Linked DNA regions of Mus musculus: regions 2 and 3 are each linked to region 1. The links are chromatin loops, found by intact Hi-C in ENCODE. Cell type or tissue: left cerebral cortex. All regions are shown on one strand.

Region 1 (8,000 bases):
GGTGTCTTCCATTCACCTGTCCCAACTTCCCAGGTGGGCCCAGGGAAAACTAGTGATGAGAACTGGCTGTGTTAGACCTGAATTCTAGATAGGCCTGCACACCTGCAAGCTGAGACCTGTGCCTGACAGCAGTACCTGGGGGTTGGTGAGGCTTTCCCCTGGCAATACTGACACCTCTTTTTAATTAAGGCCTTGTGGGCTCTGGCATTAGCCAGCAGGACCGGCCTGTCCTCCTATCTGCCTTCCTTTCCTCGATGTCTGTTGAGCACTTACTGTGTGCTGAGATAGTAGGACATGACTGCTGTACCCATCCATAGGTGAGCCAATTGCATGTCCTCTGCATGGAGCAGATGTCCCTTCAGGTGTCTGACCTTGGTGAGTCTTGTCACCTGAAGGGCTGAGGAGGCTAAGATGAGAACTGCAGAGAGGAGTCACTATCCTCCTTTTTTTGGATCTTGAGCAACCACTAAAGGTGGAATGCTGCCTGGATTCACCCTCTGCATCCTCATCTCCAAGTGGAGGTTAACCTTGGATACAGTTCTCTTGAGCATCAGAAGAGGATGCTGCATCTAGGCCCTTGGGTTGTTGCTTTTGCAGAGTATCCTCCCACAGCCTTGGCTTGCGAGCCTTAGGAAATCTAGCCATGCAGTGGGAAGTGTTTAGGATCAGGGTGACAGACTCAGAGATGTCCGGGGACCTGAAGAAGGGTACAGAGTGGGTCCCTGGCTGCTAAATTCTATACCAAGGAGTCCTTGTTTCCATCTGTTGGAATTCCAAGGGCCTGTTAGTGATACTAGTCTGAGATTCCTTGCAAAGAGATCAATGGCCTTATCCGGTAGTTTCATAGCTGTGGACTCCAAGGGCTGGCATAGGGAGCGAGTTCACCATAGGTTATGCAAGTGGGGCTGTGGGAAAACACACCCAGGGAGTTAGTTACAAAGAACATGGTGCCCAGTCAGACACAGGCTCTCCGAGATCTGTCTCAGCCTGGACTGTGCCCAGTTTTGTGGGTAGGGTCATAATTCTTCACAAACATGTGTGAATGTGTGTGGGCAATAGCTGTAGGTATGGCTGAGGTCTCACTGGGTAGCCCAGGCTGGCCTCTGCCTCCTGAGTGATAGGGTTATAGGTATGCACCACCACACTTCGATTAGGTGTTGTAAGTGACTGGCTGCTTTCATCACTAGTCACTCAGCAGGTATATGCCACAGGCTGTCACTGTGTCCTGTTGGGAGACAGTCAGACTAGCATGCTGAGACTCTTCTGTCATGATTTCTCTTACACAGGCCCTGCCTATTATAGCTTCCATATACGTGCCAGGACCCAGAGGGCCTTTGCTGGATAAACCCTGTCCAAGAGAAATTACATTCTACAGGCTCAGGTTAGGAGAGGCAATACTGGGTGGGGTCTTTAGCCTCCTTAGTGAAGTTGTAATGGTCCTCACCCACATTCTGCCCCAGCTTGGGAGGTGCAGCTTGGATCCCCATCTCCAGAGACACTCAGACCCACAGAGCTGGCACCTGCGCTCTGCTTCTGGTTGAGTGGGCTTTACGTTCATGCCTGACTCCCAAGGTAGATGAGAAATGAGATAATATAAATTAACAGGCATCTGGCAAATGCCCAGTCCAGTGACAAGTACACAATTTAACCCCTGGGTCTCTGGGGTATATGTTGGAGTCCTAACTTCATGGCTCTCAGTTTTCATAACGTAAGTAGTCCCAGCATTCCCCCTTTAAGGAGACAGTGTGCTACCACCCAACTCAGCTAGGAAGTGACTTGAACATCAGCCTTTTAAAGTTACTTTTGACTGGTATCAGCATCCACTGACAGCCCCTAGCAGGGCCAGGGAAACCCTGTCACTGGGTAACAGCTCTGTCTGCATTTGCTTCCCTTTAATCGTGAAGGATGTGTTGCCTCTGTTGGCTTTTCTGTCTTATGAGTTGCTGGTGTCAAAGGCTCTAAGGCCAGCAGCCGCTGGCCATCGGTTCACATTTGTAACTTGCATCTTTGACAGGGTGCCATACCATCAGGATGAGCAAAGAGATCAGAACATGCTGGTAACTTCCTTTGCGCTGTTTTCTTCAGGTGAAGTGACCCCAATGATGTGCATCACAACTGGTGAGCCCAGGTGCAGGTGCCTGGCATGGGCTCAGAAATCAGGTCAGTCTTCTGTGACCCTTGCAGTCAGGTTCAGAGATGCCCGGGGCAAGGGCTTGTCTGGGGTAATTGAGTAGCTCAGGGGGTGGAGAGAGAAGCTCCTGAGGGGGTTGAGGGTGGGGAAAGATGGCAATCAATATGGTAAGTCAAGGGGTTTCTGGAAACCTTTTCCAGTTTCCATCTTGGGACCTCTGAGATTTAGGACAGAGAAATCCTTTCTATTTTTTTTTTTCATTTATTTTTGAGACGGTTCCTGGTTCCTTTATTGCCACGTGACCCAACTCCTGGATCAAGTATCCTCTGCCCCCCACAGCCCTCCCCCACCGGTGTTGGGATTATAGGCTTGGGCCACCACGCTACTGATCAGGGCAAAAGGACATCTGTCTTTGAGATCTGGATTTGCTTAATGGAAAAGAGGGACACAGCGCTTACTGGTACCAACGTCCGTGGATGATAGTGAGGTTTTCCCATATCCTGGCAGTACAGAAAGGCCCAGAAGACACTCCAATTTTGCAACCATACTTGGGCACCTAGGATATCCTGAGGTTGTCTGTTTTGTCTTGGCATAGGTTCCAGGATTTGGCTCTCTGGCTAAGTCACGTTGTCTGTGGCCTGCCACCTCCGGGGAAAATAGAGCCCCTCAAGGCCCCACAGTTCAGCGGACCACTTCCAAAGAGCTTCAGGGCCAGGCGCCGGCCTGGAACCCTTGCCGCAGGTGGAGGCCATGGGGAGCATCCCGCAGGTGGCGGCGCTCAGCCGCAGCCAGGTGGGCGTGTCAGGCCCCGCCCCGCGCTCCGGTCTTGGGGAGGGTGGGACGAACGGAAGCCCCGCCCTCCCCGCGCGCTAGTTCGGAGCCGGTGCGGGAGCGGAGGCGCGCGGAGCCGGCAGGAGCACGCGGGAGCGCGGCCCCGCAGCGGCCCGGCCCGAGGGAGCAGCATCGTAGGAGCAGAACGGCCTGGCGACCCCCGCTGCAGCCAGGACCCCGCCCCAGCGCGACGCGGCCCCGAGAGAGGACTCTGGCCCCGGAGCGCGGCCTCGCCCTCCTCGCTCGCCCGGGTCCCCGGGCTGCGGGCATGGACAGCGCCCGCTCGCCCTGTGAGTATCGAGCTCTCCCGTTCGCCGCCTTTGTGTGCGCGCCGCGCCGCCGCAGCCCCCTCCCCGCGCGCCCCGGGCCCGCGTCCTTTGTGGAGCCTGCTCCTGTCCGGTGCTTCCCTTTACCCCGGCCTCCCTGTCCCTTCCCCACCCGCTCGCGGGATAGCCTAGCGGGGTCGCTCCAGTACTGGCCTTGACCCCTTTCTCCAGCCTCCCGAGCCCTTCTGTAGCTCCTTTGAGCCCTCAGGGACACCTAGCAGGTCGTCCCTCCTGGAGTCCCTGGGACAGCTAGAGACAGGCCGTGTTCCCGGCTCGGAGCTGAGTGAAGCAGGGCATCCCCTTGCAATCCTCGCCTCGGGGTCCGGTCTGCAGCCCTCTCCCCGGAGCCCGCAGAGGACCGCCCGGCAGGTCACTTCTGCGGTGGGGCTGGGCAGGGCGCGGGCCCAGAGGCGGCGCTGTCTCATCCCGCGGCCCAGGCAGGTGCGGCGGGGCTGGCGCTCACGCAGGGTCCGTGTGTCCTTGGCCCGCAGAGATGGACGGCGATGGCGGCCGCCGAGACGCCCCCGGCGCGCTGATGGAAGCCGGGCGCGGCACGGGGTCGGCGGGCATGGCGGAGCCGCGGGCGAGGGCGGCGCGGCTCGGGCCCCAGCGCTTCCTGCGGCGCAGCGTGGTGGAGTCGGACCAGGAGGAGCCGCCGGGCCTGGAGGCGGCCGAGACGCCGAGCGCGCAGCCCCCACAGCCTCTGCAGCGCAGGGTGCTTCTACTCTGCAAGACGCGCCGGCTCATCGCGGAGCGCGCCCGGGGCCGCCCCGCCGCGCCCGCGCCCGCCGCGCCCGCTGCGCCTCCCGGCTCCCCGAGTGTCCCCTCGGACCCTGGCCCGGAGCGAGCGGGCACGCAGGAGCCCAGCCCAGATCCCACCACCGCCTCAGCCGCAGCCGCGCAGGTCCCCGACGGCGGCCCGAGGCAGGAAGAGGCGCCGGCCCCAACACAGGAGGACGCTGGAACCACCGAGGCAAAGCCGGAGCCCGGGCGCGCACGCAAGGATGAACCTGAAGAGGAGGAAGACGATGAGGACGACCTCAAGGCCGTGGCCACCTCTTTGGACGGCCGCTTCCTCAAGTTCGACATCGAGCTGGGCCGGGGCTCCTTCAAGACGGTCTACAAGGGGCTGGACACGGAGACCTGGGTGGAGGTAGCATGGTGTGAACTGCAGGTGAGCGCCGCTGCCCCGCAGGTGGGCTGTCCGCAAATGCGTCCTTGGGTGTGTCCTTGCTCATATGAAGGGCTTTAGGCAGCCCTGGGGATGGTGGCTGGTATGTGTCACCCTCTGTGTGGGTGTCCTGCAGGATATGTGCCTCGTGTATGGCTAGCCTGTTGGTGCTGTTTCTGGACCTGTGCACACACAGGTTGAGGCTTGCCATCTTGGAGGTCAAGGCTGGGTATGTGCTGTGCCCATGGTGACATAGGCTCTGGAGTGGTCAGTGGAGGTTCGTTCTGTCAGCCCATGCTCCTTGTCCGTCCACAGAACCCACTTGTACTGGCTCAGTAGGGACTGGAGGGTAGTGAGAGAGAAGGCTGTCTTTAGGCCCTTTTCTAGGTGGCTTGGAAGCTCCCAGCTGTCCTCAAATTAGCATTTTTCCTGTACCCTGCAAGATGTATGTGTGATAACTGCAGATGCCTGCAAGGGTTTCCTCAGATTCAGGAATGATGATTGGTGGGTCTTTGGTGTTCTGCTGGCCAAGGCCAAGAAGCCCTGTCAGCAGCCTCCTGGTGTTCTAAGAGCCTGGTTTGTTCACACGTTAGCTGTGTGAGTGAAAATTATGGGGGAAAAAAAGGCCTGCCTTTTTTCTTTCTCTCTCTTTCCCTCTTCTCCACCCCCTTTCTTCCTTCCACCTTTCTCTTGTATCTCTCTCTTTTTTTTTCTTTCCTTTCTTTTCTGGAAGCAGAGGCTCAGCATGTATTTTTCATAACCTTGCCCTCACGTTAGCTGTGTCAGCCCTGGCCCTGAAGATTATATAAACCGCAACCCTAGCCGTCCTGGGGCCAGCCTTGGAAGAGGAGGCAGCTCCTGTCACAAGGGGTGTTTACAGGCCCTCCCTTACTGGGAGGGAGGGGCAGCTGTCAGGCAGGGGCCAGCTGGGAGAGTGCTGGCTGGAGGTGTAAGCCTACCCGCTGGCCCTTAAAGTTAGCTGGCCCTTCCAGGGCTGATGCATCCTGGGCAAACCTGGGTGAGCTGGGTGCCAGGGCTGCTGTCCGGTGCAGGATGCCTGCACTTTTGGCTGGGAAATGGGATGCAGGTGCTGTGTTCTCAGCACCTGCAGGGTGCTCTCTGCGTGCGTGTACAAGCTGGGCTCATTTCAGAGGTGACCTGTCATCAGTTCTGAGACAAAGAGCTTCAAAGGTCTTGTCTCCATACTGCCCTTTGGTGCTGAAATGGGAATACGGCTTCACATGCGAGGGTCAGTGGAGACTTTCAGCAGGAGTTGAGTTTCCTTCCTCCTTCGTGGTTCCTATGAGGATCACCCCTGACTTTTGCCTGGCATGTTTAGTGGAGTGCTTCTCAACCTCCCCAACACTGCAACCCTTTTGATACAGTTCCTTATGTTGTGGTGACCACTCCCCCCCCAACCAGAAAATTACTTCCATTGCTACTTCGTAACTGTAATTTTGCTACTGTTATAAACCACAATGTAAATATCTGTTTTCCAATAGTCTTAGGGAACCCCCAACTACCAAATTATTTTCATTGCTACTTTGTAACTGTAATTTTGCTACTGTTATGAATCATAAGTATCTGTGTTTCTCCATAGTCTTAGGTGACCCCTCTGGAAGGGTCTTGACCCACAGATTGAGAATCACTGTCCTAGACCTTGCAGAGAGAGAGTCTTGATTGTGCAGAATGGGTGGGGATGGGGAGGGGCAAATTCTGTGGCCCAGGGTCCTGAAGGGTGTATGCCCTGTGTCCCTGCTACCTGAAGAGGCACACAGGAGAGAGGATCAAGCAAGGGGATGTGAGTCTCGATTCTGGAGAATAGCATGATTCTTGGCTCCCCGCCTTCCTGCTCTTGCCAGATGGCCAGCGTGGCTCTCTGAGCACCTGCTGGTGCTGCTACTATGGAATGTCACTGAGGGTAGAGGACAGAGCAGCGGTGCTCCAGTAGGCTGGATGTGAGAGACTTCCACAGGCCAAGCCTGCCTATCTGGCGGAGGCATTGCAGAGTCCTGGGACTCTTGTTAATTCCTTCCCTTTAAGGCAAGGCAAGACAGCCTGCCCTTGTTGTGGGCGGGGCAGCAGAGGGTGGGGCCTGGACCCTGGCCAGGGGTCTTTGGATACTTGGCTCGAGGTAAAAATGGGGTAGCTTCTGGATTTTAGTGCTGTTCCTTGCTTGGGGGAGACTGAGAGCCCCCCAGTAGATGGGGAAAATGCCTTCACATCTTCTTCAGTGAGAGGTGCTGTTAATGCATGGCTTGGGCTGCAATGCATTGTATGGGGTTACCCTCCTTTATCTGGACCACCCTGGGGACAGCTCACATGACAGGGGTCTGGGCCTGCTTAGAGCCCCCTGGATGAGAGCCTCCAGATCACACACAAGTCATGTCAGTCCTGGAAACACTGATTAACTGTCTGATACTGTTCAGGAGATGGCTGGGTGTCACAGGATCTGGGAGATGGCAGAAGCCTGACTGGGGTGTGGGGCACAGGCTTGCTGTATAGAGCTCTGGGAGAACCCACCCAGAGGCCCCTGCGTGGTATCCTGGGTGGAGGAGATAGTTGGGCAGCAGGGATTCTACAGATACCCAGATCAGGGCATAGGCTAGGAGAGAGGAGCCAGAGTCTCTGCCCTGGGTCAGGGTAGGATCCCTATGCCTCCTGTGCTGAGGACCCCATCAGGGTATGGGCTATAGAGTTCTTGGCTCTGGACTCAGGAGGGAGTCTTGTTTATCCACCATGTACTGGGTTTTTCCTGAACCTCTGCAGTCTCCAGTGTTTCCAACTGCTGGGTAAGGCTCCTGAATCCCGGATGGCATGGTGAAGAGAGGGTCTGTCAGGACTTTGTTTTTCTCCTGGGGTGGTTAGCCTCCAAAGGGCTTTGGTCTGTTTACGCAGGTGCCCACTAAGTGGCCACTTTCATTTTTGCACCCTCAGTGGTGGTTCCAGTGTGGTCTCTACAGTGGCACACTGCTTGGAGTCTCTTTCCAGGGTTTTCTGCCAAGAGGCGGAATCAACACAGGCACAGGCCTGTTGAGTAGTTTAGAGGACACTGGGTTCCCTTTAGTGACTCTGTTTTGAAAGGGCCTGACAGGGAGAGCGAGCGGTGTGTACTTGTTCCACATCAAGGACAGGGAGATGGCCCACCTTCTCAACTGTAGCCGTGCCAAGCTGGAACTTGAATTGTCTTTTCTTTTACTCGGGGGTGGCGTGGGGAGGGTGGTATTTGAAAATATTTCCTCCTGCCCTGTCATTTATCCTTTGACTTTATCCCTGATAACAGAGTGCCTTATTTCTTTAAAAAAATATATATTATTTATTTAATGTACAAGTACACTGTAACTGTCTTCAGACACACCGGGAGAGGGCATCGGATCCCATTACAGATGGTTGTGAGCCACCATGTGGTTGCTGGGAATTGAACTCAGGACCTCTGGAAGAGCAGTCAGTGCTCTTAACCACTGAGCCGTCTCTCCAGCCCCAACAGAGTGCTTTATAACAGCAAAGCCCCCTAGAACCCGCCTGTTCTCATCGTTTCTCC
Region 2 (8,000 bases), 89 kb after region 1:
CACACACACACACACACACACACAGCATTGGGATTTTAGGCGTGTACCACCATGCTTGCCTTCTGAGTGGACATTGGGGATCTAAACTTAGGTTTATGCTTGGAGAGCAGCGTTTTATCCATGGAGCCAACTTCCCAGCCAGCCTTGCACATTATGTTCATGTTTGTGAAAGAACACGGCTTCCATTTTGAAAGTGAGAAATGGGTTTGAGATGTGCCACAACCTGTGCCCTCCCCTTGATTCTCACCATGGTCCCTGTGACTGCCTTTAGGACCTCGAGTGCTGTAGCAGGCAGGACACTGTCGGACTGTGTCTTATATGATGCCCAGGGCGTTCACTCCCTGGATTCTTTGCTGATTCTATGTTCCAAATGCTCCAAACACCAGGCACTGGTGGATTGGAAGGTTCTGGGTTTCGCCTTGCTCTGGGGACATGGAAGAAAATATAGCTCACTGTTTCCCTCGACACCTTCACCTTGTAAATTCATGTTCAAGTTTTGTCTAGCATAGACACTGTAAGCAGATGGGTGGTCATGCAAAGGCCATGCATGACAAGTGCTGGAACCAGATGTCAAGAACAGGATGGTATAGAATACCATAGGGTACTCTGTAGGGGCAGAGGTTCATATGTGAGCATCATCCCACGAGGCTGATGGCACTGGACATGAGGGGACAGAATGGCAGACAGGAACTTGACCCCTTTGGGGGAACCAAGATAAGTTTGCTGGACTCTCAAGCAGGCAGTCATTGGTGTAGACAGGGAAGGGCTGGATGAAGAGAATCGGGGCAAATGATGTCAATCCCTTTTTCTTCTAGACCCAGCGCCCTATCCAGACCAGCTGTCCTTGACGGACAAACCTAGTTTCCCAGCTGCTCAGCAGCTCCTGAGCCAGGCAGGCTCCAGCAACCCTCCTGGTGGAGCATCAGCCCCCTTGGCCCCGTCTTCCCCTCCTGTGACTACTGTAATCCCGGCAGCACCAGCCACCAGCACCGTGCCAGAGTCAGCAGCAGGGACTGCCATGCAGGCAGGAGGTCCAGGGACTCATCAAGGACCAGCCAGTGTCCATGAGACCCTCCAGCCACTGGCCGAGACACGCTCTGCCCAGTGTACTGCCCAGCCCCTTAGTACTGGCCAAGGACCTTGCACCCCAGCTCTGGAAGCCTCTCGCTGCTCCACAGGTCTGGGGGAGCCCATCTCAACCAGGGAGGTCAGCACTCAAGGAGAGCCCCTGCCTGCTTCAGTGCCAGAACCTAGCCCTCCCACTGGGGCCACACAATCTGTACCGGGTCAGCCACCACCCCCACTGCCCATCACAGTAGGGGCTATCAGTCTGGCAGCTCCCCAGCTCCCCAGTCCCCCCCTGGGACCTACTGCTCCCCCACCACCCCCCTCAGCCTTGGAATCTGATGGGGAAGGGCCGCCCCCTAGGGTGGGCTTCGTGGACAACACCATCAAGAGTCTGGATGAGAAACTGCGGACTCTGCTCTACCAGGAGCACGTGCCCACCTCCTCAGCCTCAGCTGGGACCCCCATGGAGGCAAGCGATAGAGACTTCACCCTGGAGCCCCTGCGAGGAGACCTTCCCTCAGCCTTGAGTGACAAGACCCCAAGCCTCACCCAGCAGACCCAGCCCTCAGTGAGTAGCTTGATTCACCCCAGTACCTACTCCCCGACCATAGCTGGAGGTGGGCAGGCATCCCAGCTATGCAGGGCCTGACTGGCTGTCTTGGTGACATGCCCGCGGTGTGTGGCGCCAAGCAAATTCAGCTCAGTTGTTCATATGGAGGAGGCAGGCCAGGCCAGAGACAGTTCCAGTCATAGAGGTAACAGATCAGTGGTTTAGGAGTTAGTTACAGAGATGCTGATAAGCTGAACTCACAATTCTCCTTTTCTTGTTTTTCTTCTTTCAGTTGGAAAAGTCTGAAACGGCCCCTGCAGGATGGGCCCTGGCCCAGAGGGAACAGGGTGCATCTTCTCCAATGACAGGTAACATCTCAAGATCAAAGTGGTGCAGACCCATGTCCACTCCGCCAGTGAGCACCACTGCAGGTGCCACAGGCCTTCTGGGAACCGGAGCCTTCGTACCCTCATGCTTTCAGGGATGAAATAGCCCATCAAGCGACAGAAGGAACTGCTCTCACAATCCAAAGAAAAAGTCCTGTCAGGGGCGTGAAAGCTAAAATATGGGAGTGGTCTGCTAAGGCCCTATGAGAAACGTACCTAGGCCCCAGCTCCCTAATGATTGGGCAGCTAAGGGGAGAAAGAGAGAGACCGAGACCCCACTGCTTTCTTCTCTGTGGCCCCAGTAGCTATGCACCTTGAGGGGAACTCTTACTTTACTGAAGTTCATGGGTTTGGTGGAATGTAGGGTTGTCGGCCTATGTCCACTCTGCCAATGTGCACCACTGCTTGGGGAGGTGGAACTCCAGGGAGTCTGACTGCGCTTACCCCACAACACTCCCTGGGGAGGGGGGGGCTGCTGGGCTGTAGGGAAGCGCTGAGGTGCCGCTCTAGGGTGGGAAAGTGAAGTCTGTGACATGGGGAAGCCAGAGCTGGCTGGGGGGCAGGAGTTCCTGAGCCTTGGACACCCAGGCACCCACTGCTGGGAGTTGCAGAAGAACAGATAATGGAGTGGTGGTGGGGTGGGCTTCGGTCTGGGGAAAAGGGGGCGCCCTGGTTTGTCTCACGGGGTGATTCTCCTTGGCCTAGGCTTGATGACTGACTATTGTGTCTGGGAGCACACAGAGGCCTTCTGTGGGAGATTAGGCTGCAGCTTTGTAGGCAAAGCCTTCTTCATGGCTCCCCAGGGCAGATCTTGATGAAAAGAGACAGTCCAAGGTTCTAAACAGTTAGCTGTCATGGCGGAAAATGAATGCATAAAACTATACCCCCTTTTCTCAGGGTGGGCCTGAAATTAAATACCTTTTGCAGGAAGGAATGTCTAGGAAGGGAAGCTTATTGGCTAAGCCCTCCAGGCCTCTAGGTACCTCGTTGGCCTGGAGAACTCTGTTTTGGGCCTATGTGACCACACTTTTATGTGAGAAGCAAGGAGTCTGTGTTCGAAGTCAGGAGTCTGGCAGGGAGCTGGGAGTCACCTAAGCCTTGGGTGTGTGCTCATTGAGTCTCCTGGTCTCGACCTGCTCTACCTTACCAAACTTCCTGGGATGGTCTTATGTCCCACAGTAGGATGTGTAGCGGTCAAAGGATCACATGCATCAGTTGGCTCCCTCCTTTGATCATGAGACTCTTGAGGGTTAAACTTGGATCATCAGACTTAGTGGCAAGTACCTTAGCCCACTGAGCTATCTCACCAGCCCTTTTTATCTTCTGAGATAGCTGTGTAGCCCAGGCTAACCTTGCCCTTGCATTGATCCCTGCCTCAGCCTTCCTAGTTGCTGAGATCACATGGTTCCTGATCCATTCTCAAACATTTGAGACTTCACCCTAGGAGTCTGATCTACTTTCTAAGGTGCCAGAGTTCCTCACCAGATTTCGTGGGGATCGGCGGGAGAAGAGTTATGACCTAGCTGGACCTGAAAAGGGTGACTTCCATGTTGTCCATAACAGGTCTGAATTGCCTTCCCAGTGAGAGGCTCAGTCCAGCTCCACCTGGTGGACCCAAGGGGCAGCTGTGTTGGTTTCTGGGCTAGTGCCCCAAGAGGTTGGAGGCAGCTCTTCAGGTGACCCTAGCCCAGTGCCAGCCTTGAGCTGAGGTCTCCATCCCAGATCTTTTATAAAAAGGATAATGAAACCTCTGCGTCCTATAAGAGGTGCTATCTGCAATCACAAATCTATACTTAGAGTTGAGAAGTCGTGGTAGGCAATAGAGGGATTGTTCCAAAAGGCTGACTGATGATGATGATTCAGGTCTAAATGGGTGAATGTTTTTGTTTTTGTTTTTTAAAGACAGGGTTCCTCTGTGTGGCCCTGGCTGTCCTAGAGCTCACTTTGTAAACCAGGCTGGCCTTCAACTTCTAGATCCCCCTTGCCTCTGCCTCCCAAGTGCTGGGATTAAAGGCGTGCGCCACCACACCTGGCCCCTAACATATGAACTTTATAACGGACACAGGAATAGACAGAATGCAGTTGGTACTGAGGGCCTGTTACTGGAGGAATGCAAAGATGAGGAAGGGGATCAAGTGTTGCCTACAAGTGGGGAACATGTAACAGGGATGGGATTTGGGTCTCCACTGGAATGTGAGGTTCCTATATAGAGTATACAAGGCACACTCGTGTGAGTCCATGTGTCAGTCTGTGGTTTGTCTTGATGTGTGGCAGGCACTCCCTGTCCCCCACTAAGTAGGGTTGGAATCTGCTCTACAATATCCGCTTAGGTCCTCCTAAAGCCAGAAGCATCGGGGGGAAAAAGGTTTTGGCCACTAGAGTACAGAGTGTCCAAAAAAAGGGTAGTCTACCTGACTTGTCTTCCCTTCCCCAGGCTTGTGACTGTCTCCCAGGATGTGATGTCCCCAAGATGCCACAGATAGGGTACCACAGTGCATTCTCAGTCTTCAAAGCCCCAGAATGTCACCCCTCCCTGCCCAGTGGCCATACTCCCACTGTGTGGGCCTCTGGGCTGTGAGCCATCCCTCACTATTCTCTCTCCAACTTCAGTAATGCAGTTGTGTTCCTACAGCAGAGTCATCTTCCAGCAATACACTGGGCTGTGACAGTGACGCAGGGCAGGTGGCCTCGGACTCCTCCACAGCACCCAGTGTCCCCCAGGTAAAGGAGGCTCTTGATACACACTTATCCAGAAGGGAGCAGGGGATGCTAACCTCAGCTGGTTCTCACAGACTCTTCATTTCTATTCCTCCTTCAGGATGCCTCTGGTTCTTCCGTCCCTACACACATGGATCCCAAAGATCAGAACAGTAGTGTTCCCAGAGAAGCCTTGGCAGCACCCATGCAAAGTGGCCCAGGGTCCTTCACAGTGGGCAGCCCAGCCCAGCTGCGTGGCGCCCGGGACTCCGGGTCTCCTCATAAGCGGCCAGGGCAGCAGGACAACAGTTCTCCAGCCAAAACTGTAGGGCGCTTTTCCGTGGTCAGCACACAGGACGAGTGGACTCTGGCGTCACCTCACAGCCTGCGGTACTCTGCCCCACCCGATGTCTACCTGGATGAGATCCCCTCTAGCCCTGAGGTGAAGCTGGCAGTGCGGCGGGTACAGACAGCCTCCTCCATCGAGGTTGGCGTTGAGGAACCTGCCTCTAGTGACTCTGGGGATGAACGCCCAAGAAGGAGGTCCCAGGTGCAGAAGCAGTCCTCCCTGCCGGGTACTGGTGGTGTGGCAAGTGACTTTGTGAAGAAGGCCACTGCCTTCCTGCACAGGTCTTCAAGGGCTGGCTCGCTGGGACCTGAGACACCCAGTAGGGCAGGTGTGAAGGTCCCTACCATCAGCATCACCTCCTTCCACTCCCAGTCATCCTACATCAGCAGTGACAATGACTCAGAGTTTGAGGATGCAGACATAAAGAAGGAACTGCGCAGTCTGCGAGAAAAGTACGTTTGGGAGGGCATGGCTCACCTAGCCGGAGTGGGGCTCACCCAATCAGCATAGGGAGGGGATGGTAGCCTACATGGCTGGGGAGGGCTCATCCAGCCAGCCTGGACCTAGTCGGGACTATTGGATGGAGTTTAAATCAAGCCGTGAGGTGTCTACTGGTGGGCTCTAGTCAGGGCGATGGGACAGTGGAGAAGGCCAGTTAAGTTCTACCCTCCAAGCTGAGGACCCATCTAGGATGTCTTTGCACTGGGCCAACCATGCTCTGTCATCTGCATGACTATTGTCACACAGCTCTCAAGTACATGCTGGGATCAGGAGACCTGCACCTTCTTCAGGCTGTCTATCCTCACCTCCTTCCTTCCCTATTGATTGCCCCCTGTCTCTTCCTGTCTCAGAGTCTGTCTCTCTCAGCTGGCCTCTCACCCAGAAAGTACTCACTCTGTGTCTCTATGATCAGGGATTACTAATGCCCTGAGCTGCCCTTCAGGGTGGGAGAGTAGAATTTGACAGGCGAGCTTCTGGCGTGTGGCCCATGAGACCCCCACCAGTGGCTGAAGCGCAGGGATTTGCTTTAACTGTCTAAATGAGCTAAGCAGCTACAGGTGCCCTGAGAGAGGAGGAGACACTGAGACTGCAAAGCTTCTGCAAGATTGTGGGGGAGGGGGGATGATGAAGACTACCAGTCTTGGGGCTCTTAGCAAAGTAGTCCCAAGTGACCATAGTGGAACTTCCATTGAGGTGAGAAAATGGAGGAGGGCACCACTTGAGACCTCCAAACTGACCTGTGCTCTGAATCCTAAAGAAGGAGTCTTGTCTGCTCACCCCAACAGACCCACAGGCAGACAGCCATCCTCTGGAGATATACTGCTGTCTCTCCCTAAGTTTGCAAGGAGAAAATCACTTTCACTTGGTGTTTACTGATTGCTTTGTGTATGAATGAATGAATGTACATGTGTGTGTGCACTAGTATGTGTCAGTGTGTATGTAGGCATCCACACCTTTGTGTATGCAAATGAAGAGTTTCCAGAGGTCAAGATCAGGCATCTCATCACTTCCCCTCTTAGGTTTAAAACAGAGTATCTCACTGAAGCTGGGGTTCACAAATTTGTCTACACTTTCTGGCCAGGATGCCATAGGTGTATTCCTGTCTCTTCCTCCCCAGTGCTGGAGCTACAGGTGTGCTGTGGTTACAGGTGTGCTGGGATTACAGGTGTGTCAGGATTACAGGTGTGCCAGGGTTACAAGTGTACCAGTGTTACAGGTATGCCAGAGTTACAGATGTGCCAGTGTTCAGGTATGCTAGGATTATAGATGTGCCAGGATTACAGGTGTGTCAGGGTTACAGGTATGCCAGAATTACAGGTGTGCCAGGGTTATAGGTGTGCCAGGATTACAGGTATTCCAGAGTTACAAGTGTGCCAGAGTTACAGGGGTGCCAGGATTACAGATGTGCCAGGATTACAGGTGTGTCAGGGTTACAGGTATGCCAGAATTACAGGTGTGCCAGGGTTATAGGTGTGCCAGGATTACAGGTGTTCCAGAATAACAAGTGTGCCAGAGTTACAGGGGTGCCAGGATTACAGATGTTCCAGGATTACAGGTGTGTAGGGATTACAGGTGTGCCAGAGTTACAGGGGTGCCAGGATTACAGGTGTGTAGGGATTACAGATGTGCCAGGGTTACAGGTGTGCCAGGATTACAGGTGTGTAGGGATTACAGGTGTGCCAGAGTTACAGGGGTGCCAGGATTACAGGTGTGTAGGGATTACAGGTGTGCCAGAGTTACAGGTATCCCAGGATTACAGGTGTGTAGGGATTACAGGTGTGCCAGGGTTACAGGTGTGCCAGAATTACAGGTGTGTAGGGATTACAGGTGTGCCAGGATTACAGATGTTCCAGGATTAGATGTTCCAGGATTACAGATGTGCCAGGATTACAGGTGTGCCAGAGTTACAGGTGTTCCAGGATTACAGGTGTGTAGGGATTACAGATGTGCCAGGGTTACAGGTGTGTAGGGATTACAGGTGTGCCAGGGTTACAGGTATGCCAGGATTACAGGTGTGTAGGGATTACAGATGTGCCTAGGTTACAGGTGTGCCAGGATTACAGGTGTGTAGGGATTACAGATGTGCCAGGGTTACAGAGGTGCCAGGATTACAGGTGTGTAGGGATTACAGGTGTGCCAGAGTTACAGGTGTTCCAGGATTACAGGTGTGTAGGGATTACAGATGTGCCAGGGTTACAGGTGTGTAGGGATTACAGGTGTGCCAGGGTTACAGGTATGCCAGGATTACAGGTGTGTAGGGATTACAGATGTGCCTAGGTTACAGGTGTGCCAGGATTACAGGTGTGTAGGGATTACAGATGTGCCAGGGTTACAGAGGTGCCAGGATTACAGGTGTGTAGGGATTACAGGTGTGCCAGAGTTACAGGTGTTCCAGGATTACAGGTGTGTAGGGATTACAGATGTGCCAGGGTTACAGGTGTGTAGGGAT
Region 3 (8,000 bases), 78 kb after region 1:
GCCCGCACAGACCTCTTCACTCCTCCTGCCAACAAACCCACCCCTGCCCACTGGGCCTGCAGTTGCTGGCCCCTGCCCTGCAGTCCAGCTGATGGTGGAAGTGGCTCAAGAGGTGTGTGCCCCTTGTTCCCTGCTCAAGCCACCTGGGGTCTCAGCCCTGGAGGTGAGGGAAGTTTGCCCGAGGCACAGTGTTCTCTGGAACAGATACTGCAAGCTGCTCTGCCTCTCTCCCTCTGCACTGGCCCACATTAGGAGGACAAACATGAATTTCAGAAATGGGTTTTCCTCAGAGAGCCGTATGCAGGTTGCCGAGGGCTTTCACAAACCCTGTGTGTCCTTTTTTAGGGAATGATCAAAGTAGGTTAGCAATTTGTGGAAGGAAGCAGCCCTGGGTTTCAAGAATCTGCTTGCCTCTAAGCCTTTCAAGCTTACCCTCGCCACATACTGGGCCCTGTGTGGAGAGAGCCTCAGAGGAGGCAGGGAGGCAGCTGCATGCTGTGGCTGGCCTCACCACTGAGGGGAGGCAGATCCGCACAGTGTAACCCTGTTCTCTTTATTCTGTTCTTATTTTAGGAGCAGGTCTCACAAGACAAACCCCCTGGCCCCCCACAGAGCTCCGAGAGGTACCGCTCTGCCTTGCCCTCAGGATGGGTGGGGGGTGCAGGCTCAGGAGCCAGCTTGGCCCAGCCTAGTACTGTTTGGCACGCTCATTCAGATCCTGCCCTAGTTTGCCAGGACACTATAGGATTTTTAACAGATATCACGCCCCCCCCCCTTTTCCAAATCTGACCCAGAGTAGCTCAGGGACTGTCTTTCTGGTCGTTGTCAATCCAGGATGAATCCTGGTTGCTGTCAGCCTCTGCCTGCTAGGCTATGGGTCCTGGTACTAGATCTTGTCAGTCCAGGTTAAGGTCTGGTTGTTGTTGGTCCCTGCTGAGCTGTGGGTCCTGGCATTAGTCCTTGTGGTGAGGACATTCCACAAAGGGAAGATAATGGGCAGAGCCTCAGTACTCTATGGTATGCCTAGGCCCAGATGTTCAGGTCTCTCCTCCTGTGATCCGGGGTGGCAGTGCTGGTCTTATTGGAGTGGGTATGAGAGGTAACTGGGATCCCACCATCCCAGAAAACTGGATGTTGTGCATGCAGGACTCCATGCTCATGTAAGACTCTACAGTCCTCACGACAGCCTAGAGTGTCTGAGGTCTTGTTTGCACCCATGGGCAAAGTGAAGCATGTAGACCCGTTTCACAGGCAAAAGGCCTACAGGACCATCCAGCCCATCACAGGGAAGCTAGTGCTTCCCCTGGCCCCTGGGTGATATTGAATGGGTACTGGAGGAAGAGAGGTCTTGGTTCCCCTTGAAGGCTGGGTACCATCATCTATCTCTACAGGTCACAACTTTAGGCACTTAAAGCTCCAAGGCTGGACTGACTAGAGTGGGTTTTCTGGCAATCCACATAATGCTGTTAACATTCTTGGTTTTCCCTCAGCTTTGGAGGTTCTGATGTCACCTCTGGAAGAGATCTGAGTGACAGCTGTGAAGGCACCTTTGGAGGGGGCAGGCTGGAGGGAAGGACCGCCCGGAAACACCACCGTAGGTCCACTCGTGCACGCTCGCGGCAGGAGAGGGCCAGCCGGCCCCGGCTCACTATCCTAAATGTGAGTGGCTGCTGTTTGGGGGCACGTGGGTATGAATTCCTCTGCAATCTGATCATGGCTTCCCGCAGGTGTGTAACACGGGGGACAAGATGGTGGAGTGTCAGCTGGAAACGCATAACCATAAGATGGTGACCTTCAAGTTTGACCTCGATGGGGACGCTCCGGATGAGATTGCCACGTACATGGTAAGGCTGGGCCAGGGCTGAGGCCGCCTCCTTGAAGTCCTTAGGCTCTTGAAGAGTTAAAATGTTGAGTTTGGTCCTGCATGGAGGTGTCTGGGTGGCCTGTGGGTTGGGCACAAAACTTAGCAACTGTCCCCAGAGCTGTGGCTCTCCAGGGAGGGCATCAGCTTCCTGCAGATGGTTTTTGTGGGGTTTTCCCCAGACTCCTTAGTAAGGACAATTCACGTACAAAGCACCTGTGCAGCTCTCAATCTAAATTGCATCCTTTTGGTCTCAGGTTTCCCCTGGATTCTAACCCTCCTCTCATCCCATTGCTTTTCCCTTCTTTGAACTCCCCACCAAGCAGTATGTAACTGTACAGACAGCTCATGAGCAATCTATGCTTCCCACAGCCCTCTGCCTTGTTCCCTGCCCCTGCTTTGGGGTTGGAGGCATCCAGAGGCTCCAGAGGAAGCACAGGTGTCCATGGTGGACTGGGGCGCCGTGGGAGTTAACTTGTCTCACTGCTGAGACGAAACACCTGACAGAAGCAAGGAAGGAAGTGTTTAATTTAGCTCACGGCTAGAGAAGGTCTTGGCAGCAGGAGTGTGAGGTGGTTTGTCACCTTGTACCCACAGTCAGGAAGCAGAGAGAGAGGAATTCTGGTACCCAGCCAGCTTTCTCCATTGTACTCAGTCCGGCACTCCAGTCCACATTTAGGATGAGCCTTCCCACCTCAGCGACCCCAAAGTAAAAAGTGCCCAGAGCTTTGTCTCCTGGGTGATTCCAGGTCCTTTGGCTTGATGATTAATATTAATCATCATAGGTGTTAGTTAGACAAGCTTTGCCTCATCTGGGACCATCTTGCCACACGTGGGACCCTCCATTCCTTGGGTCTTGGGCTTATTACCCTGGCAGACCATTGTAAAGAAGAAACCAGATGTTTGAATTAGCTTGGTTTTGGTTTCGATTTATACTTGAACCCTGAAGTTTTAAGTTTTTCTCTGTTTTATTTTTAAATGTGTTTTTGATCTCTTTAATTTCTCTTTAAGAAGAAGAAGAAACATACTCCTATCAGGAAGCCATAAGAGGCTTTTGTTTAGTTTTGCCAGATTTGCAGCACTCCATATGTTCTTGCATGCTTCAGCCTGCGTCACGCACGTATCTGGGTGCTCTTGACTACATACAGGCTTCAAGCCACACTCAGGGGTGGATAGCTAAGGATGGCAGCCTCAGCCTCATCTGGGGGAGTAGTGGTACTCCTGGGGGTTTTATCTAGGTGGTTGGAAGAACACTGCTCTTCAGCTATCTTGTAGGAGCCGCAGGCTCACCCACAGGGGATGGATGGTCCAGGCATGTGTGAAGCTACACACTTGTATGAATGAGAAGAATGGTTAGAAAGAGCTGGCACTGGAGTGCCCTAGGAAAGAAGACAGTTGCTGTCTCCCTAGAGCTCTTTGTCCAGGGAGAGATAAGTCATGCTGAATCTGCCTAAGGTAGCCAAGACACAGTGGGCCAAGGTTGCCCACAGGAGCATTAAGGACAGTGACTGTATCCTGGTGAGGCTAGCCCAGAGGCCCTAGTATCTAGGCTGTGGTATTAGCCCTCTAGTTACCTTCATATCCCAGGCCTGGGCTGTTTTGCTGTTCTCTACTTCTGGGTGAGGAATGGAAGAGAGTCAATTCTACAAGAAATTCTTGACCATGAGGAGGCAGCCAATGCAGGCATTATAGAATCATGGGTTTCTGGACTCAGACCTGGCCTGCCAGGAGGACAGTATCTGGTATAAGTGGATGCTGGAAAGCCCTGTGTGATTAGTTGGAGAGATCATGGTATTGTTCCTTACTGGGGCAGCCGCAAGGATGGGACTCAGCGATCTGCCTGATCAGTTCAGTTTTGTCTGCCTTGGCCAACTTTGGAAGAGCTGAGAAGAGCCATGTGGCTGTAAGGCAAGAGCTCTGTGAAGACGAAATGTAAAGACAGCCAATAGGAAAGATTTCTGGGGAACCAGTCATAGTGGTGCACACCTTTAATCTCAGTACTTGGAAGATAGAGGCAGAGTATCTGTGGAAGCTAAAAGCCAGCCTGGTCTACATAGTGAGTTCTAGCACAGCCAGGACAACTCACTGAGACCCTATCTGAAAATAAACAAACAAATAATAGTATTGTTATTGTTATTAGAAAAATAGGTGTGGCTCATTGTCTGGTGCTTGAGTCCCTACTAGGCCCTCTGCCCAAAACCTAGTACTGGTGTACCTATCTTGGAAATTCTTGGGCTAGCCTGGGGTTCAGCTCTTGCTCCAGGAAAGCTGTGCCACATGAGGCCATCTGGTTGTGTGGGATAGGGTTTTCAGCTTCAACTACATTCCCATGTCTCCAGGGCCATTAACTTTCTCCCTTGGATGTTCGGACACAACCAGGGGGCATGCCCTTTGTCTTGTCTTCCCTTGATACCTAGGGCAGGAAAGAGGTATGTGTATCCTTGATAGAGCCCCCAAGCAGCCATAGTCTAGGGAAGGTTGTCACCTGCAGTCCCATGTCTCTTTGTAGGTAGAGCATGACTTTATCCTGCCCGCTGAGCGAGAGACCTTCATCGAGCAGATGAAGGATGTCATGGACAAGGCAGAAGACATGCTCAGTGAGGACACAGATGCTGACCATGGCTCTGATACAGGGACCAGCCCTCCACACCTGGGTACCTGTGGTCTGGCCACGGGGGAGGTGAGAGCCCAGGTCCTCAGGGTATGCTGGTGAATGCAGCAGGCAAGAGGCTCAGAAAAAGGCTCTCAGTGAGCAAGGCTTCTGACCCACAATCCCTTTCCCTCATGCAGGAGAACAGACAGTCCCAAGCCAATGCCCCTGTCTACCAGCAGAATGGTAAGTCTGTCTCGGAAAGGTAAGGCAGGCCAGTCTTAGGGAAGAACCGTTTCCCTGTATCTTCTGTGCTCTAAAGCAGGCATTTGACAGAAGTTCCCTGTTGAGCATAGCAGCACCAGGCTTTGGCCACTGTACCAGAAGGATTGTGGGAGTGGTGATGTTGGTCTCTCAGTTGGTTATGGCTACCCTGCCCCAGCAGCTGCTAACCTCTGGCTGCCATCAATTCCTTCAAGGCTGGTGCTGTAGACATCCTAAGAACTGAAATCAAGCCTTTCTGAGAGTCTCCAGCTGCCAGTGAGGCTCCCTGGACTGGATGCCCATCCTACACTCTTCTGGTTGAAAGGAGCCAATGGAAGCCCTTTCCCAAGGCCTCCTTTCAAGGGACCTGCAGGAAGCCATGGAGCGAAGCTGCTTAGGATTATAAGAGGGAGCTTGAGTCCCTGCTCACAGATGGAATGAGCTTCTTAGTGCGCCTCATGGGGTGTGGTACGGCCCCCTAGCCTGGAGGTACCGGCTCCCTCTCAGCACCTCTCTGTGCTCTCTTTCTCAGTCTTACACACGGGAAAGAGGTGGTTTATCATCTGTCCAGTGGCTGAACACCCAGCAACAGACACTTCTGAATCATCACCCCCACTTCCTCTAAGCTCCTTGCAGCCAGAAGCCAGCCAAGGTAGGAATGCACAGAGCCCAGACCCCCGTCCATAGCAACCCAGGAGCTTCTGTCTGTCCAGCCCTGTGCTAGGACACACTGGGTACTGAGTACCATGAAAGCCGCTGCTGCTGACCCATACTGTCACTCCAAAGCTCAGAACAGCCTGCAGGCCAAGTTACCACTTCTTCCTGTTCTCTACTGTTTCCATCAGGGCAGCACTGGCCTCGGCTGTCTTTATTATATGTGCCACTCACAAGAGGTGCCGGCATAATGATTGTGTATAGTGACTCTCTTTCACCTGTCTTTGTCACCTTCAGTACACCCTTGGTGGACATGCTCTCTGCATGGGGAGGTGGGATTCTGAGACTACATAATTCTCAGTTGTCGTGTGGATGATAGTCCATGCTATTCTTCTGAGACTGCCTGCACCTATCTCCACGGATATCTGCAAGCTTTTCCTTCAGCACCATTGGCTAAGTCTTGATTTTTATATCTGTGGTTTTACAAGGCTGAACTAGTCACTGGATCAAACATAAGCTTTGGTTCCTCATCACTTGGCAAGAAAACTGATTATTAAATAGCTTGGGTTTCCATCATACTACATTCATGAAAAGGACATGTAAGTCAGTTTGTCTCCTGATTGTATGTTTTCAGTGAACTCCATCGTACTTTTGGAGATTTCGTTACCACTGGGAGAAGGTCATCTTACTAGTAAGGTTCCGTGAAGGATGATTGGGGGGTGAGCTCAGCCTCTCCTGAGAGGCCAGGGGCTGGTGACCTCACTTGAAGAGTGACTTTCACAATGAGGGTCTCTTCCCACAATCCATTTTCCTTGGCTTATACACACTCCCTGGTTTGAGGAAAGTCCAACCTCTGTCACAGGGCAGGTACATTTTAGCGTGCCATAAGATAGAAGGACCGTGGAGTGTCACAGTGTGGTGTGCCATTAACAGATAGTGAAGTGGCATTTAAGAACGCAGTTAAACCCTCACCCTTCATCTACAAACTGATGAGCCTGGAAACCATTCATAGAAAGTTTGAATAAGGTGGGGATCTGGGGTGGAAAAGTAGGTGACAGACATGCTAATGGTATTAACTATCCACAGAGAAGAACTCAAATACTTGATGAGTTCTGACAGTCACATGGCAAAGGCACTGGAAATCTGAAGACAGCGAAAATTTATCAGGCCCTAATTTGGGGTACAGAAACCAGATATAAGCTGAATCTTGCTTGGCCCCTTTATAACTGGGGCCATCTCCCAGCCTACAGGAGTGTCTAAGCAAGGCCGCAGCCACTACACTGGAGAGAGGGATGTAAAGGCCAGGCATCTGGGTGTCCCTGCTGAGGCTGTGTCTGAGAGGCTGAAAGAGGCAGGCTTGCAGAGAGGAATCCCGGTGCCTATGGAAACCTATGGGGCAGGAGCCAGCTGAACCTTGACGGGAGAACTCTGGAGCTGTATGTAGTAGCATCCCTGAAACCTGCTGATTTTCCTATTTTCCACTGCCCAGCCCGACTTGGCACAGTCATAAAACTGGCTGGTTTCTGGCCAGTGCGGTTCAGAGCGGGAAGTCCAAGGGAATCAAGAAGTATCATAAGGGCACAAAATGGGAGAAACTTGGAAGATAGTCTCAGGAAGCTGAAGCCTTTGATACACCCTCAGCTGCTGTGTGTGCGTGCGTGTGTGTGTGTGTGTGTGTGTTAGCATATAAAACTGGGAACTAAGCTAAGGGATAAACTCTACCCAGGTTCCTGACTGGCTTCCGAGTGACTGTATCAGTTTCAAATAGATTAGTCCTGCAAAAAAAAAGTATTGAAAATTGAACCAGCTTGTAACCATGGCTCACAGAAGGCCGACTGCAATTTGTAGGTTCCTGGTCATGTTGACCATGGGCTGAAGCAAAAATACCAGCATTCACCATAGCAGCCAAAAAAAAAATTTAAGTTTGATATGTCATTCAAGATATTGAAAATAGAACCCAAAATTACTTGGCAAGTAAAAACCTAGGAAATGTCAGCTTTCTGGAAACAGCCAACCTGCCTATTAGTGAGATGACACAGAAGTTAGATGATCTGGCACTCAAAGCAGCCATTATAAATGTGACTGAACCAACAGTCACAAACATTCTTGAAACAAATGTTAAGTAGAAGGTGTCAGGGGAAGAAAGAGACAGAGAAGAATCCATGCAAGTCTTAACACTAAAAATTGAAATAGTTATCTGCAAATTATGTAGCTGGAACACAGGGAAGAAAAGTGGGGTAAAATGAGCAGAGCTTCAAGGGCCTGCTGAAGCTCTGACGTGCAGAGCTCGGGAAGAAAGAGAGCACAGGAAAAGATGTAGAGAAAGTCATGCTGAAAGCACCTCAAGTTTTGCCAGAGGTGGAACCTGGATATTTAGGAAACCAAGCAAACCCCACGCAGGTGAGACTGGAGAAAACCAGGCCTGAACGCAGCATCAGTCTGCTGGAAAGCAAAGGCAGCCAGCAAAATGATGTCACCAAAAAGAAAGGGAACTTCAGAGAGCAGCAGTGGGAGCCATGATGTCCAGAAGCCAACACATTTGAAAGGGGGTGAAAGAGAGGCCCCAAGACCACTGTCTTCAGAGAAAATGCCCCTTAGAGACAGAAACAAAATGGTGCCATTCTCAAATAA

What was found. Peaks named below come from ENCODE experiments on the same cell type or tissue, not always from the same donor. Only the 100,000 strongest peaks of a DNase experiment are listed, where the experiment ranks them.
Region 2: it touches region 1 in a loop (2.0-fold over the local background); 6 of 42 quality-filtered maps call a loop at or near these places.
Region 3: a loop joins it to region 1, with 4 times the contacts of the local background. A loop is called at or near these places in 10 of 42 quality-filtered maps.

The regions. Positions count from the first base shown.
Region 1 is chr13:49,143,014-49,151,013 of GRCm38, reverse strand. It overlaps Wnk2 (WNK lysine deficient protein kinase 2), which reads left to right and starts at 2,686. Exons shown (of 30, transcript NM_001290313.1): 1 at 2,686-3,252; 2 at 3,780-4,462. The coding sequence starts at 3,782. In left cerebral cortex, CTCF peaks have their summits at 2,865 (motif pointing right) and 3,692; DNase peaks (open chromatin) are centred at 4,595, 4,860, 5,323, 7,453 and 3 more places; H3K4me3 peaks cover 4,551 bases; H3K27ac peaks cover 3,757 bases.
Region 2 is chr13:49,054,337-49,062,336 of GRCm38, reverse strand. It overlaps Wnk2 (WNK lysine deficient protein kinase 2), which reads left to right. Exons shown (of 30, transcript NM_001290313.1): 20 at 816-1,636; 21 at 1,911-1,986; 22 at 4,637-4,725; 23 at 4,823-5,502. Among named protein-coding and RNA genes, the nearest start is that of Wnk2, 90 kb to the left of the region's middle. In left cerebral cortex, a CTCF peak has its summit at 3,642 (motif pointing left); a DNase peak (open chromatin) is centred at 3,630.
Region 3 is chr13:49,064,614-49,072,613 of GRCm38, reverse strand. Wnk2 (WNK lysine deficient protein kinase 2) reads left to right here. Exons shown (of 30, transcript NM_001290313.1): 13 at 1-112; 14 at 574-623; 15 at 1,491-1,659; 16 at 1,728-1,844; 17 at 4,371-4,541; 18 at 4,652-4,697; 19 at 5,248-5,367. Among named protein-coding and RNA genes, the nearest start is that of Wnk2, 80 kb to the left of the region's middle. In left cerebral cortex, a CTCF peak has its summit at 481; DNase peaks (open chromatin) are centred at 2,408 and 3,014; H3K27ac peaks cover 4,300 bases.